Linked DNA regions of Mus musculus: all the other regions are linked to region 1. A link is a loop called in an ENCODE intact Hi-C map of the cell type or tissue named here. Cell type or tissue: gastrocnemius. All regions are shown on one strand.

The links. Peaks named below come from ENCODE experiments on the same cell type or tissue, not always from the same donor. Only the 100,000 strongest peaks of a DNase experiment are listed, where the experiment ranks them.
Region 2: a loop joins it to region 1, with 2.6 times the contacts of the local background. A loop is called at or near these places in 2 of 42 quality-filtered maps.
Region 3: a loop joins it to region 1, with 2.0 times the contacts of the local background. A loop is called at or near these places in 9 of 42 quality-filtered maps.

What each region holds. Positions count from the first base shown.
Region 1 is chr1:184,232,751-184,237,750 of GRCm38, reverse strand. No RefSeq gene overlaps it. Among named protein-coding and RNA genes, the nearest start is that of Gm34177, 94 kb to the left of the region's middle. In gastrocnemius, no CTCF peak of the experiment used is centred here; a DNase peak (open chromatin) is centred at 1,946; H3K4me3 peaks cover 640 bases; H3K27ac peaks cover 773 bases.
Region 2 is chr1:184,169,956-184,174,955 of GRCm38, reverse strand. No RefSeq gene overlaps it. Among named protein-coding and RNA genes, the nearest start is that of Dusp10, 140 kb to the right of the region's middle. In gastrocnemius, no CTCF peak of the experiment used is centred here; no DNase peak of the experiment used is centred here; H3K27ac peaks cover 2,707 bases.
Region 3 is chr1:183,852,309-183,857,308 of GRCm38, reverse strand. No RefSeq gene overlaps it. Among named protein-coding and RNA genes, the nearest start is that of Gm34130, 82 kb to the left of the region's middle. In gastrocnemius, a CTCF peak has its summit at 2,887; a DNase peak (open chromatin) is centred at 2,901.

The DNA of each region.
Region 1 (5,000 bases):
GGATGGGGGGAAGATAGACACACAGAGAGATGAGAAAGAGAGACAGAGAGAAAGAACCCATTAGCAATGTCAGGTTTTGTTTATTGTTTTCATCCCAATGGTAATAAATCAATTTTGGGTTTGTCATTTTAATTAGTCTTCTCCCATCAGGGAAGTCAGGGCTGCTAAGTCCTGATAGGGAGCTGAAAAATCACCTGGAAACAGGAGTCCAGAATGTGCCTCAGCCCCAGCCTCCACGTGCTGGTGGGCTCTGTGCATAGAATGGACTCTGCATGCAATAGGGTGGCAAGGGCAGAGCTGTGTCCTCCCAAATGGGCTCGGCACAAGAGTCACCTCAGACTGTGGATTAGGGTTGAGTGCGAAGCTATCGGGATGGGAGGGAGGCTGAGTGTGTCTTTTTTCTGTTGTGGGGAAAGGAGCGGGGAGGGATCAATCTCCAAAGACATGTCTATGCAGTCAGAAGTGAAACAGAGGAAATAAAAGTCAGGGGTCTGCTACCCTCAAGGGTGAGGACAAGGGAAACTCGGGAAGGAAGGAGAATTGAAGCGCTCTTCCTCGGTGTTTCTTTCTCTGCCTTCTGCTTATCCCGAGCAATCCCACTGGCTGTGACACTCTGGGAAGAGTCAAAGGCCTTTGCAACCGTGCAGTGTAGGTGCTCTGACTGAGCTGGTGCAGCAGCCAACCGCGATGTCAGTAAAGGGCTTGCTTGCCTTATAAGCATGAGGATTAAGTTCAACCCCTCAGAGCCCATATAAAAAGCCAGGCATGGTGGTGTCTGCCTGCGATGTCTGCTGGAGAGGAGACAGGCAGAGTCCTGGGGATTGAGGAGATAGAGACAGGCAGACCCTGGGGTTTGGGAAGGTGGAAGCAGGCAGAACCACAGGTTTCCAGCACCAGCCAACCTTACCTCCCTGATAAGTTCCAGGCCAGTGAGATGTCTCAAAACCAGGTGTATGACATCAGAGGAATGACAGTGAGATCTGACCTCTCCAGACCCACACTCACACTGTTGTCTTAGCTTAAAGACCTGAACAGTAACGGAAGTGACTGTGAGCCTTCCAAACCCAAGCCTTAACAGTCACTAAAATCTGCATTGTCCCCTCAGCAACATCTATAATGACCATTGGCTCCCTCCTGCTGCTCAGATTTGTCTCTAACAGGATGACACGTGCATTTCCTTAACAACGTGCTTCTCTTAGTTCTTGTATTTGCTGTGTGTCTGCGGAGAAATCGCTCGCGTCTCTGGGCTTCAGTTCTTTGAACACACTGGGAGTATATATCTAGCCTATTTGATTGGCATGATTATTTTGAGGATCTGATGGTGTGTTCTAGACCAAACAACACACGTTTTCTTCCATATGTGGGTTCTTCGTGTGGCAGGCACATAGAACCATATATGTACTGATGATGTGAAAGTGGAGGTGAAAGTCTTTGGGGAGCAGAGAGGGGTTCACAGGAGTGAGAAGGCAAGAAACACTGCAGGCAGCAGGTGTTGAATTGTCCCAGAGGTCCAGTTTCCTCATCTATGTGACTCCAGGGCTGGCTGCAGACATGCTGACCTCCCCCATCTCTGTCGGCACAGGGCACATGTCGGCCTACCCCTCCTTGTTCACTTCTGTGCATCCCTCTGACCATGGATTCTGACAGGACTGTATCTGGGTATCCATCCTTTTCCATTTCTCCTGTTGAACCAGGAAGTAGATTCTCCCCAGCTGGAAAGCGCTTCCTTTCTCTTTTCAGGAAGTGGCCTGAACTCAATCTCTTCACCCCTTTCACTCTCATGGCTAATTCTAGAAGGATCCTGAATGTGCGCACCTCCGTGGGGTAAAGGCGGTCCATAAGGACGCCCTTTAACTCCTCTGACTACCAGATTGTGGGCTCACTGGGGCCCCTGGCCTGCCTGACGGGTCCTTTCAACCTTCCTCCGAGGGCCAGTCTGTGACTGCACAGAAGAGGGCGCTCTTGTGCAGAGCCGGGACTGGCTTGCCGGGAGGAGTTTCCCGGTTCCTGTTAAGCCTGTGACCTCTGCTGAGGATATTAGATAAAAGGGATCATCACCACTGCCTGCATGTTCTGCAAAATGCAGACAAAACCCGCCAAACTGATAAAATGTTAGGGAACGCCTGGCGAGGCGGAAGGCTGCTCTCCCATCTTCCTGTCCTCCAATGGTCTGAGAGGATGCGGCCAGCTTTTATCAGCTTCCTCCCCTTCCAGCACGCTCACCTCTGTGAAAACCATCAAAGAATGGGGATAAAAACAGTCGTGTGTTTGTTCCAGAGTCTGAGGACTGCTCTCGCTGTTTTGGAAATTACTTACCAGGAACTCATTTTGTCAAACAGACATTTACTGAAAGCCGGGTGTTCAGCTTTTTGACACTTTCAGGAGCAGGCTTCAAGCTCCTTCCTTGCCTGGGCTCTGCTTCCCTCTCTAGTCTAGTTTCCCGATAATTGCCTGTGCGCTGGTTCTTCCCGCCTCCGGCTTTATTGTCACATTCCCATTTTGCTAGAATTATTTTTCTGGCTCCTTTTTTTATTATAATCTTCAGAGCTCAGCATAAATGTCATGTTCTCAAAGATTTTCCCGGGTGTATGCAGTATTCAGAGTTCCACGGATAGGGAAAACAAGAGGAAATGGACAGAGGGATGGAAGATAGACTGATAGACTTATATGATATTGGCATACATTCAAGATATATATGCTATATACAGATAAATTAGTATTGACATGTTCAAGATACATTGAGTGTATGTTCCAGGAATAATATGAAAATACACACACGGTAAAGAGATAGGTTATTTATTTGTGTCTCTTTCTCTCCATAAATGTGTGTGTGTGTGTGTGTGTGTGTGTGTGTGTGTGTGTGTGTGTTGTACTTACAGAGGCTAAATCCTAATGTACACAGGAGGCAAACTGGAAACCCTGGAGAACCGACGGTGTGCTTCTGGCCCAGCTGTTATTGTCTATTCTCATCAATATTCAGAGACTGATTTCCCAGCTGATTTCAAAGAGGCCGAGGGAAAGGGAAAAGGGGAGGGAGAGAGAGAGGAGAGGGAGAGGTAGGGAGGAGGGAGAGGGAGGGGGAGAGACAGACAGGGAGACAGAGACGGGGGGTGAGAAACAGAGAGACAGAGAGAGACAGAGAATGCTCCCTTCCCCAGCTTTTGTGTTCTGCTCAGACTGTCCATAGGTTGAATGAGGCTCTGCTCCATTTGTAATCTGTTAACTCATGCTAGTGATTCAGGCTCAGTTGTTAAAGGTGCTCCACGGTACAGTGGTGACCCGAGTTTGAGAGCCTAGACTGACATGGTGAAAGAAGAGAACTGACTCCTCTGGCCTTCATATACACACCAAATTAATAAGTTTCTCTCTCTATCCCCGGAGCTTAGGAAACCACAACTCTTCCAGTATACATTTGAACAAAATAAATACAGATTTTAAAGAGAAGGGAGAAGTAAAAGGCAAGCTTTATTTTGTTTGTTTGTTTGTTTGTTCTGATCTGTTCTGTTCTGCCTAAAGTGTTGAGGACCAAACCCAGTCCTCACATTTGCTAGACCAGTGATCTACCACTGAACTACACTCCCAGCCCTGGGTACTATTAATAGATGCTTATGACAATGTGAAGAACAATAGCCCTACTCTTTCTGGAAGTTAGGAAAGGCTTTGAAGTGAGGCATTAGAACCGTGGATGGCAAGCCCAGCAGACAATGGAGCACGATGGAATAGGAGCAAGATTTGAAGAACAGGCCAAACAGTGTGGGCTATTGTATGAGCTTTGGGGATTGATGTTTGCATAAGTGGTTGGAAAGTTAGGGCGCTGGACAACGAACCCTGACTGAGAGAGTCTTGCCTACAGCTGCAGATTTTACTCAACTCATTAGAAACTGGGATGTCAGTAGAAGGCTTGAAATAGAGCCATTCATTTTAGCAGAGAAGACAGAGCCTGGCACGAAGGAACCCATTGAGAAGCACTTATTCATTGAGAGACAGAAGATGAAAGAGTATCAGAGCCTTCAGCATGACCAACCAGGCTCCGACACAGACAGAGCCCCAGCCCTTCCCCAGGTAGGTAGACTTTCTGGGAGCTGATAGCTTGGTGGTGATCTGAAAGGAGTCAGTGTCTTCATCTAGCAGTACATAGCCTCAAGGAACCAGAAATCATTGAATAGCGCAGTGTATGGGGTGGAAAGGCAGGCACAGGCGAGATGGACAACCGATATTCCGTCACAAAGACAGGATGAGATGTAAAGACAGAACTGGTACCTCCTCCGCTGAGGAAGAAGGAATCATCTGAAGTAGGGACACTGCTTCAAGGGAGCTGTTAGAGGTACTGAGAAGGTTCTAGAAGAGTGAGGGACTTGGAGATATCTCTCAGGTAGAATATGTGAGACATAGTAATTGGATATGGGGTCAGAAAATTGAAAGATCAGGGCCTTAAGTACGACTCTCCCTAGGATTTATAAAAAAGAAGCAAGAGGTCTAGTGGATTAGAAGTATTTGAAGATCATCCTTTAAATAGAATTGTTCCATCACCCACTTCACCCCAGCACCGTGTGGTCAGCCCACCGATATTCACATAGTGAGACTTTTCAACTAAGCGGACTTCAGAGGATCTATCTAATTCCCTCTCCCAAGCATTTGTCACATTGAAGCATAGCTTTTCATGATGACAGCAGGCAGTGAAGAGATCACCCCATCCTTAGCCTTACCCTGACGATGCTCCTCCTTATCCGAGCCTCTGGCTGTTCTTTGATGGATACTTGTTGCACAGGTCCCGCTAGCAATTTACAGAGCACTTCCTCTTGATACAGTCAGTGGACAGGAGCCATGGAGACCAGAGGGTTGTCAGGTGGCGGTGAGCATGGTACAGCTCCTCCCCTCGCCCCTACAACTGAAGCAAACTGAAACAAAAAGAACACACATTCACAGAAACGTGAGCAGTCTCAAAGACACTTTTCCAAAATGTCAGGAGAATAATGGCCCAAGGGCCCAGTGTCAGCTGA
Region 2 (5,000 bases), 63 kb after region 1:
ATGAAGGTTTTATCAAACAAAAACTTTTGATTCTAGCATGCTCTGGAAATGTAAAATTCATTTTCATTATCCTTAATCAGTTAGATTAAGATATACCACAGCAACTAACAAAGTCCCAGATTTCTGTGGCATGATACAGGCCACACTACATATACCTGACTTCAGTAAAGTGTTTTGAGAACCACAGCCAAGAGCAGGACACCAACATCTTCCTCTGGTCCTCTCCTGCACACACACACACACACACACACACACACACACACACACACACACACACAGTACATTGTGCACTTGTGCTAATGAGACTTTCTTCCCTATTTTGAAACTCGTCACAAGCTGACTTAACCATCAGGGATAGGGAGAGGAAGAGACACTGCATTTTTCCATTCACTCATAGGAGAAAAACAATCTGTGAATAAATGTCTGTGTGTGTGTGTGTGTGTGTATCTGTGTGTGTATGTGTCTGTGTGTGTGTCTGTGTGTCTGTGTCTGTGTGTGTGTCTGTGTGTGTCTGTGTGTGTGTCTGTGTGTGTGTGTCTGTGCGTGTGTGTCTGTGTCTGTGTGTCTGTGTGTGTCTGTGTGTCTGTGTCTCTGTGTGTGTGTGTGCTTCCCTGTATGTGAAGCTATCCAAGCATGTAGAGAACAGAGAACAACCTCTGGACTCATTCCCTCAGGCACCATCCACCTCCATTTTGAGATCAGGTCTCACTGATGGGAAGCTCGACAAGCAGGCTAGAAGAAGGTGACCAGTGGGAAAGGGTCTATCCACTCCTACAGGTTACAAGCAGGCCACCCCATGCCTCCCCATCCTCGGGGACTTTTATGTGGCAACGTTGTGAGGATGAAACACAGGTCCTCATGCTGTGTGGCAAGTACTTCACCAACAAAGAAAAAAAAGGTTTTAATGAGAAATAACGAATTCTGATTCAATTAAAAATACATTCAAACTTTCACAGAACAAAACATCTCAGGAAAAGCGGCACCACTTCCTCTGCTGGGGCTGACTGTCCCTGCTGTGAGCGTTCTCTGTAGCCCCAAGCGGCAACTTCTCCTTTCTATGCTTCAGTTTATATAAAACAAGAGCAATCTTTCTGTAGTTCAAGCTTATTTTGATTCAATGCCATGATACAAATGCAATTTCCTATAACATTCCAAAAATCACAAAAATGCAATGGATAACCAATGTTCTCATCCTCAAACCAGTTCCCCTGCGTGTTAGATACATGTTTTTCTGTAATTGTTTTAACGTCTTTTTGTACAGTTGAGTATCCTTTGAGCTATCTCCCGTGTTTTCTAAAGAAGTTATTAAAAGTAGCTGTCCTCTTCCGTGCCACAGAGGCAGACAGAGGCATGAGACCCACAGAGAGTATTCTGAGGACGCCCAGAGCTGTTACTTGTTTCAGAAATAGTCCCAGCTCCTGACCTACACCATGGCATTTGTCTCTTCCCCTCCCCCAACCTTTATTTGGCTCTTGCTTCCATTCCAATCACTCTACAAATGTATTGGCAAGAACAGAGAGCAGGGTACTTGTGATCTATATGCGTAGACCTCTTGACAGTCTATTAGTAAAAAATAGCTCTAGTTCACTGTTGTGTCCCCATGAGGGGGGCACATGAGCGAGATTGGGCACACGATCCAGCAGGTTTGATCCACAGGCATCCCAGATGTTCCCAGCACCTGTGTGCTGTGTGCAGATGGTTGTGTAGTGAATGTGGCACCCAGAAATGTGCACCCAGGTCCACTGGCATTCAGCAAGGGGGATTCCCCTCTGCAGGAACTGACTGTGACTTGGAAGGTAGAGTGGAAAGTCTGGAGGCACAGGTCAGAGACAGTATGAAGTAGAGATAGCTCCCAGGGCTCTGCCTGCCAGCTCTGCCTCCCTGTGGGAAGGGCATGTGTGACACAGAGGCCACCAGAGTGTGAGAAGGGTCCTGCTGAGGTGAGAAGAGAGTGCATGTGCCTACATTCAACATATGAAGTCAACATTGGCCAACATAACCAGAAAAATCTACTAAAGACCCCACAGAAGTATCCAAGGCAGAATTTGTAGTGACTTCTGTTAAGAGACTTATACATCCAATTTGTGGAGGGAGGGTGAAGCATAAAATTATATAACTAAGAAAAAAACTACAAGACAATGTAAGTAACAAATTGAAATGCAGAATTACAATGAAGTAGAGTTCAAAAGTGGATCTGAATTATTGAGCAAGTTTTCATGGATAATTTACACTGTGGCCTAAAATTTGTCGCTCTTACGTGATTCCGGTGTCTTCTACTCCTATACAAATAGTTCATGTTTAATTGTTATGATCCCTTGTCCTTTAGGCAAACCAGTCTTACAAAAAGTATCCTGTGCTCTGATAATCCCTGCCATCATCCCAGTTTCATCAGGCTACTGAAGGAGGATCCCTTGAGCCTGTATTCCAGGCAAGCCTGGGTACCATGACAACATCCTACCTTTAAGAAGAAAATAATCAAATTCCCAGCTGCAGAGTTTTGTCAAAGGCACAGATATTCGAGATTAGTCCCTACAGCCCACTTCCATATGCCAAGAGTGGTGGTGCACATACACTTGTAATCATGGAGCTGGGGAGGTGGAGACAGTAGACTCCTCGGGCCTGCTGCCCAGCCAGCCTTGCCTAATTGATGAGAGATTTCATGTAAAAACAAAAAACAAAAAACAAAAAAAGCAAAAAAAACCAAAATAAGATAGGCAGCTATCTGAGTAATAACGCCCAAGGTTATCCTCTGTTCTCTGAATGAACGTGCTTACACATGCACCTGAACACACACACACAAACACACATTCCAAGATGCAGAAATAGATGAACACCACCCCCTCCCCCAAAACAAGCAGACCCTTTTGTAGAAAAATAACTAGCCTAAAGACTAAAGCAGAAGTCTCTTGGGCAGAAGTCTCTTGGAATGATTAAGGTGACACTATTTTGATATTGACATTCTATCGTCTGTAATTCCAAATGATAGCCAGGCATCAGACTGCCTGATCCTCTTGGGTCTTTAGCAAAAAAAAAAAAAAAAAAAAAAAAAAGCCGTCTTAGCAGTGTGCCAGTTCCAAACTGGGTTATCAAAGCGGGGAAATGATTTGGAATGTGTCCAAGGGATAGCACCACTTATAGGCTCCCACTGTGTAAGGCCTGCCCCCGCACACTAGGACAGAGCACAGTAGAACTTTCTCAAGCTGCCACCATCCTTGGGGACAGGACAGTCCCAGCTCCATCGACTGCTCCCTGCTCCTGGATTCTCTGATTACATCAATGTGAGCGACTCATTCCAGCCTGGGTAGGAAATGAAAAAAAAAAATTCGTTTAATGACTCTGGTTTTGAAATTCATTCTGATAAATCAACTCCTGCAGAAGAGTGTTCCTCTTTCATCATGAAAATGGAACCCAGGAAGGGGACAATGTTTTATTTTCTCAAGGACAGACTGAAATCCTAATGTTTCTAGGAGTTTCCCAAATAATCACAAGGTCACACGTAACAAAGGCTGACAGGAGACACTCGCCTGGGACTACTGAAAAAGACAGCTCTCCTCCAGCCAGATGGGTCTGTCCCCTCTCCTTCCCCCCTTTGGAAAAAAAAACTCCATATTAACACTCTTTGAGATAGTGCAAATTTATTATTCTGACCAAAACTAACTGATTCTTCAAGGAGCTTAACACAGCTGTCAGTGTGGGCATGGGAGTTACTGTGTTGAAATTCTGTTGCTGACAGTGAGTGTTCACAAGGTGAGCATCTATTATAAGCTGGGCTTGGGACCCTTCCTTTTCTCAGACCTATTTTTAGTGGACTCATGTGATACATGGCCCTTGCACCTGTCAGCAGCAGGCTCAGCCAGCAGCTACCACCGGCCTGCCTGTGCTGTTACTGTACTTGTGGGCACATGAGGTCACCTGGGTTGGGGCTAGGGCTATATGAAGATCACTGTGACCCGTGGCCTTCAGACAAGGACACCCATGCTGCATGCTCTTGCCCAGCAGCTCAGACTCAAACTCTGACTTCTCGTGGCAGTACTTACAACTGCTTTCCAGGAAGGAAAAAGGTTTTCCAGTTTGTTATTTAAAATAAAAGTTGACAACCATGCAATGAATGCATAACCATACACGCATTTATGTGCAGTACACATGGAAGATTTAAAATGATGTGCAAACCTGACAGGTACAGGCTAGACAGAGGAGGAGCAGAGAAGGCTAGAGAGATTCCTGGAACCTTCACCCCTCAAACTTAGGTGTTGCTTAATTTTTTTTTTTTTTTGGTTTTGTTTTGTTTCATTTTGGTTTGGTTTGGTTTGGTTTGGTTTTTAGAGACAGGGTTTCTCTGTGTAGCCCTGGCTGTCCTGGAACTCACTTTGTAGACCAGGCTAGCCTCGAACTTAGAAATCCACCTGCCTCTGCCTACCGAGTGCTGGGATTAAAGGTGTGCACCACAACGCCTGGCTGCTGAAAGTTTAACAACTAGAATGCCTCCATTGTCACTGTGAAAGTTTTTTTTAAGCTGCTGCTGCCAAATCTGATTTATATTATTGTTTTAAGGTTAGAAAAAAAAGGTGAGAAAGAGGAGGACTGGAGAAAGAGAAGGACAGCAAGTGACAGGAGAAGGAAGGAAGACAGAAGGGAGGAAGAGAGGAAAGCAGGGAGACAGGGGTCAGGGAGGGAGGGAGGGAAGGAAGATGAACAAAGAGAGAAGAGCCGAGGTGGTGAGAAGAGAAGGCTTGCATGTTCAAGAGTCAAGTTCATACTCTCAGTGCATACATCATTAGAAACATATATAATAAACAATGTCAACAAACAAACTTATAGCACTTTGTAAAATGGCATTGCACAAATACTATAGTATGTAGAAGACTGCAAAGCAACTTGGCCTTACCAGCAAATCAACTCTTCACCCAACCAGTTAAGGTTCAGCCCTCCTTTGTGCCTTTTCCTTTGCTCACATTCTTTCCTCTTTTATAGGAAGCAAGGCATAGCAGAAGAAAGAGGGT
Region 3 (5,000 bases), 380 kb after region 1:
TATTCCAGGGTCCTTTAATAGTTGAATCAATCCTTCATGTGGTAGGAACTTTTGACTCATCTCTGGAACGTCTGTTGTTTGTTTTCCTTTTGGGTGGTATTCTTTTTAATCCTTTTCTAATGAACATGCTCTTCTTATGCCTGTGAACATGACCAGCATTTGAAACACTATCTTGTCTAACTATAGAACTATTATGTTAAAAAAAATTCCCTGTAAAATAAGAATTTTAAGGTCTGCATCATGTACATTTCATGAAGAATCATGAAGTGTAAAATTTCCTTTTAAAGGGTATACTTCATAAGTTCCTTCTTTGAAAAAATTTACAATGTATCATTCTATCAGGAATTTACCTAAGCCCCTTGAACCCTAATTCTCCTGGTTTCTTGGTTGTGATGTTGTTGTAGTGGTGGTGGTGGTGGTAGTGGTGGTGATGGTGATGTCAGTGATGTTGGTGATGGTGATGGAGATAATAATAGTGATGATGGTAATAATGATGGTGATGGTTGGAGATTTGGACCAGGGAATTTTTCTATAGCTCATTCCTTGCTCCTCCTTTTGCTCAAGATATTTTTCTTCTAAGTGTCTACCATTCAGTCTTTGCCCTCAGTTTCAACCTTTTCTCCATCACTTTTAATTCTACTTCTTTTGTTTCCATATAAAGGTATCATTTGTCATGTACATTGCTGAATTAACTTTATTTAATTTCTACCCTGCTGGCTGAAAATGTGACTCAGTGGTACATGGCTTGCCTACCATGGGCAAAGCTTGGTTCATCTTGGTTCATCTTGGTTCACCATGGTTCAATCTCCAGCACTGAAGAAAGAAAAAAAGGGAAAAAAGAAAGAAGAATAAGAGGAGAAGGAGAGAACTAATCAAGAAGAAGAAGGAGGAGGAGGAGGAGGAGAAGGAGGAGGGAGGAGGAGGAGAAAGGGGAGAGGGAGGGGGAGGAGGAGAAGTGGGGAGGAGAAGAGAATTAACATTTAAAGTAAAATTTTCTTCTTCCACTGCACCTTCATGTTCCTTGAATTTTCTTCCTGTCTCTGTCCTATTTTACTGGCTTCCTGCTAACATTCCAAAGAGTTGTCTCCATCTTACCTCTCATTGCCTGTTTTGCAAATTTCTCATGTTTTTTTTTTTTTGAGAATGCATATAAAATACCATGTTAACTTTTTTTTTTTTTGTATATGCTTCTTCCTAAGACAGTGGCCTCTTGAGCTTTTCTTCTTCTTCATTGGTTTAACACTGTTGTCTGTGTGTTTGTTCATCCTTGAATAAAGAAAGTGGAGAAGCTGAGCAGATAGATCAATGGTTAAGAGTATTGGATATTCTTGCAGAGGACCTCGGTTTGGTTCTCAGCATCCAGACAGCAGCTTACAGCTGTCTATAACTTTAGTTACAAGGGATCTGATGCCCTCTTCTGGCTGGACATGCACATGGTGCACAGATATATTATGAGATATACACATAAGAAATAAAAAAATTTAAAAAAATTATTGATTTTTAAATTTTTTTAAAGAGAAACCGAGAGCTGAGTATTTCTTAGTGGGTTAGGTTTCTACTACCTTCACCCTCAAAGACTAGCAAAAAACCTGACCAATAGTTGTCATCTGGCATTGGAAGTGCTACAGATAGAAAATATCCAACCCCAAATCCCCACTTAGTCCTTCACTTGGAAAAAGTCCATATTTCTAGAGGGGCCGTTTGATGATTGGTACACTGATGCCCAATAGGAAACAGGGAAGCAATAATGGAGGGAGAGAAGTCCAGTTTGGAGTCTAAACAGCCTCTTGTGCTCTTTCAAGGTGTTATCTCAGAAGACTCACGCCCGTTTCTTCATGAATAAAACAGTGCTGTTAACATCTACCTTGAAGAGTTGTTGAGAAAATTCCACAATTCTCCACGTGGAATAGTTCCATATCATTAAAGCATGCTGGGAACTGTTCATGTAGAAACTCCTTTCGCTAAAAAGTAGCCACCATAAACATTTTATTAGCTGAACGATATTTTTCAGAGCTGTTATTTTTCACATTTTAAATAAACCATCTGTAGTAATTTATTTAGTGTACTTACTAATCAAATCCTTGATGAATGCTGTGCCACTTTTTTTAAAAAAAGCAATTTAATTAGCTTTCCTCATAAAATATACATGATTATAGCAGGCCCAGTACAAATTACTGATCAATTAGATCAAGGTAATAAGAACAGTGTACCCGGCCAAGAGCTCAACCAAAACACACTTCAGTTCTCTCAATGTTACTGCTGAAACTACTTCAAGAGTGCCACAATAGCCTTTCACAGACAAAGAAGACTAAAACCAACTGCTGTCTGCAATTTCCATTGCAAACTGGAGAGAAGTCCAGCTTGGAGTTCAAGCTGTTGAGCTCTTTGGTGATGATTTCAGAAGACTCATACCAGTTTCCTCAAGAGTGAAATAGTGCTCTTGATGTCTACCTCAGAGTCACTGAGAAATTTCAACAAGACTCTGTGTGGTGTAATTGTCATATCACTGAATAATACTGCTGAGGCTGGAGAGGTAGCTAGGAGGTCAGGGGAACTTACTGCTCCTGCGGAGGTTCTGAGTTCATTTCCCAGGACCCATGTCAAGCAGCTCACAACAGCCTGTAACTCCATCTCTAGGAGATTCATAGCCCCCTTCTGGCTTCCACAGTCACCAGCACTCACATGTGTATGCTCCCACACAACAGAGACACCCCCATAACAATGAATAATAGTAATACACATATTTTAGGAAAGCAAAATGCTTCTATTGTGACATTTTTGAGGATCTAAATACGCAGAATGTTTCCAGTTTTCTGCAAACCGTTAACAGATTCTCATTTGAAGAGAGAAAAGCTTAGAATTCGGAGCTCTGGAGATGCTCAGAAAGAGCTCCCCCTGGCCCCCAGCCTGCCACATTACAACAACCTTGCTGACCCACACACATCACAGCCAAAAGTTGCATTTAGTCATATGGAAAAAATAGGACTAATCTCAATAACTGTTTGCTTTATAATTGAATTTATTCCTTTCAGATTTTTGTGGAAACTTTTATTTTGAAGTTTCCTGCATAGGTGGGTCCTCAGAGCTACAGAGTTCTGAGTAGCATCAAGACAAGACTGGGGTTGGAGTGGTGGTGGTAAGAAATGTGGCTCCTTCCTCAGCCTTGACAGGGGTTAGGGGAGCCCCTGGAGGCAACCTGGGTAAAGCCTTTGCTCAGCCACAGGTGTTATCATGGAGAGGAGCTCTGAGGCAGGTGACCCAAGTTATTTTACTTCTGCTCAAAGGAGCCACTGACTATGTGAATTTTACACTGTTTAGATTCAAACTAGGAAAAAAATGGGGTTTGTGTGGTTTTATTTTGTTTTATATGTTAAGGAAAGAGTTACATTTTTAATCATTCAAAAATATGTTAATTTTTTTATTCTTTGAATAAAAATGCCCATGACTTTAAGAAAGTTCTTTCTATCTGCAATATATGCCAACACTACAGTGTTTTCTGCAAGCAACCTGGGCATCTGGGGGAGCACTTTGGATAGCCTTCAGAGCTCAATGGAATTCAGTTTATAGACCAGGAGACCAAATAATTCCTTAATACTCCCCTCTCCTGCTCAAGAAACTTGTGAGTCAAAATGGAGTGTGTTAAAACCAACAAAAACCAGAGCCTTGTTTTTATAAAGATTGTATGCCCATGGAGGTTGATATTAGTATAGCAAAACAAAGAAACCAATCCTTGACAAAAATAAATAAATAAAAGCCAAATAAAGTTGCTTGGCATAGAGGCAAATAATCAACTTATTTTTGGATTTCTCTGTTTCATGTTCTGGTTATCTCAGTGTTACACATAAATATGGGAAGAGCTCCCCCTTTCTTCCCCACCCTCTCCCCCCAAAAAATTGAAAGCTTTTTTGGGCAGGGCAAAAACTTTTACACTTATGAAACAAACTATTTTTAAGTTACACTGATAGAGACAGAGCGTCTCCACCCAGTCATCGGCCATTCTTAGCAGGTGGCTAGGTGGGGTTGATTAGTTTAAATAAACAAGAAGCAGGGCTGCTTGGCTAGCATCCTTGTTTCATTGGGCGTTTACTCATTGATGAGAACCATTCATCTATTCCTCTTGATTGGTCTAGCTAAAGAACTGGACTTTAGCAGGGAAATGACAGTTCTCCCATATGACCATTGGCTCCCATTGAAATGCACATAGTAGATGCTAGGTACTAGTATATATTTAGTTAAGTGTAGATTTTCCACCTCAAAGTTACAACCTTCCCGAAATGCAACTCCTCACTGAGGAAGGGTGCAGAATGCACATCTGTGTGGTGGTAGAGAATTGTCTGAATAGGAGAGGCTATTTATTTAACAAAACTGCCTTTTCTCTAGCTTCTTGAGCCTTATTCTTCCAAGTGTGGTCCATGAACTAGGGGCATAGAGGTAGATGGTAGAGCAAATCCATGGGTTCAGGATCAACATTTTCTAATGAGGTATCCACATGATCTCTGTTATTTAGATTTGAAAAATACATTATACAGAGTCTTGGTAGAGACTGGGGTCTCACCTAAGACTTTGACAGCAGGTAAAATGTCTGGGATTTCCATGTTTTCTCCTCGTTCCTCACTGCCTGTGTGGCAAGAACTTGGGATGTTGGTCTAGGTCAGTGATTCTCAACTTTCTTAATGCTGCAACCTCATGTGGTGACCCCTAAGCCATAAAATTATCTCCATTGCTACTTCATAACTGTAATTTTGCTACTGTTATGAACTGCAAAATAAATCTCTATATTTTCTCATGGTCTTAGGTGATCCCATGTAAAAGGGTCATTTGACTCCAAAGGGGTCATAACCCACAGGTTGAAAACCACTGGTCTAGATTATCTTGGTCAGCATTTTGTCTCAGATCTCACAATAAATTATTCTGGTAGATTAATCTTAGTTGAAGTAAAGGCACAAGGCTTAGATAGATGCTAAGATCAGAAAAAGGGAACTCAACTCTTATGTGGTTAA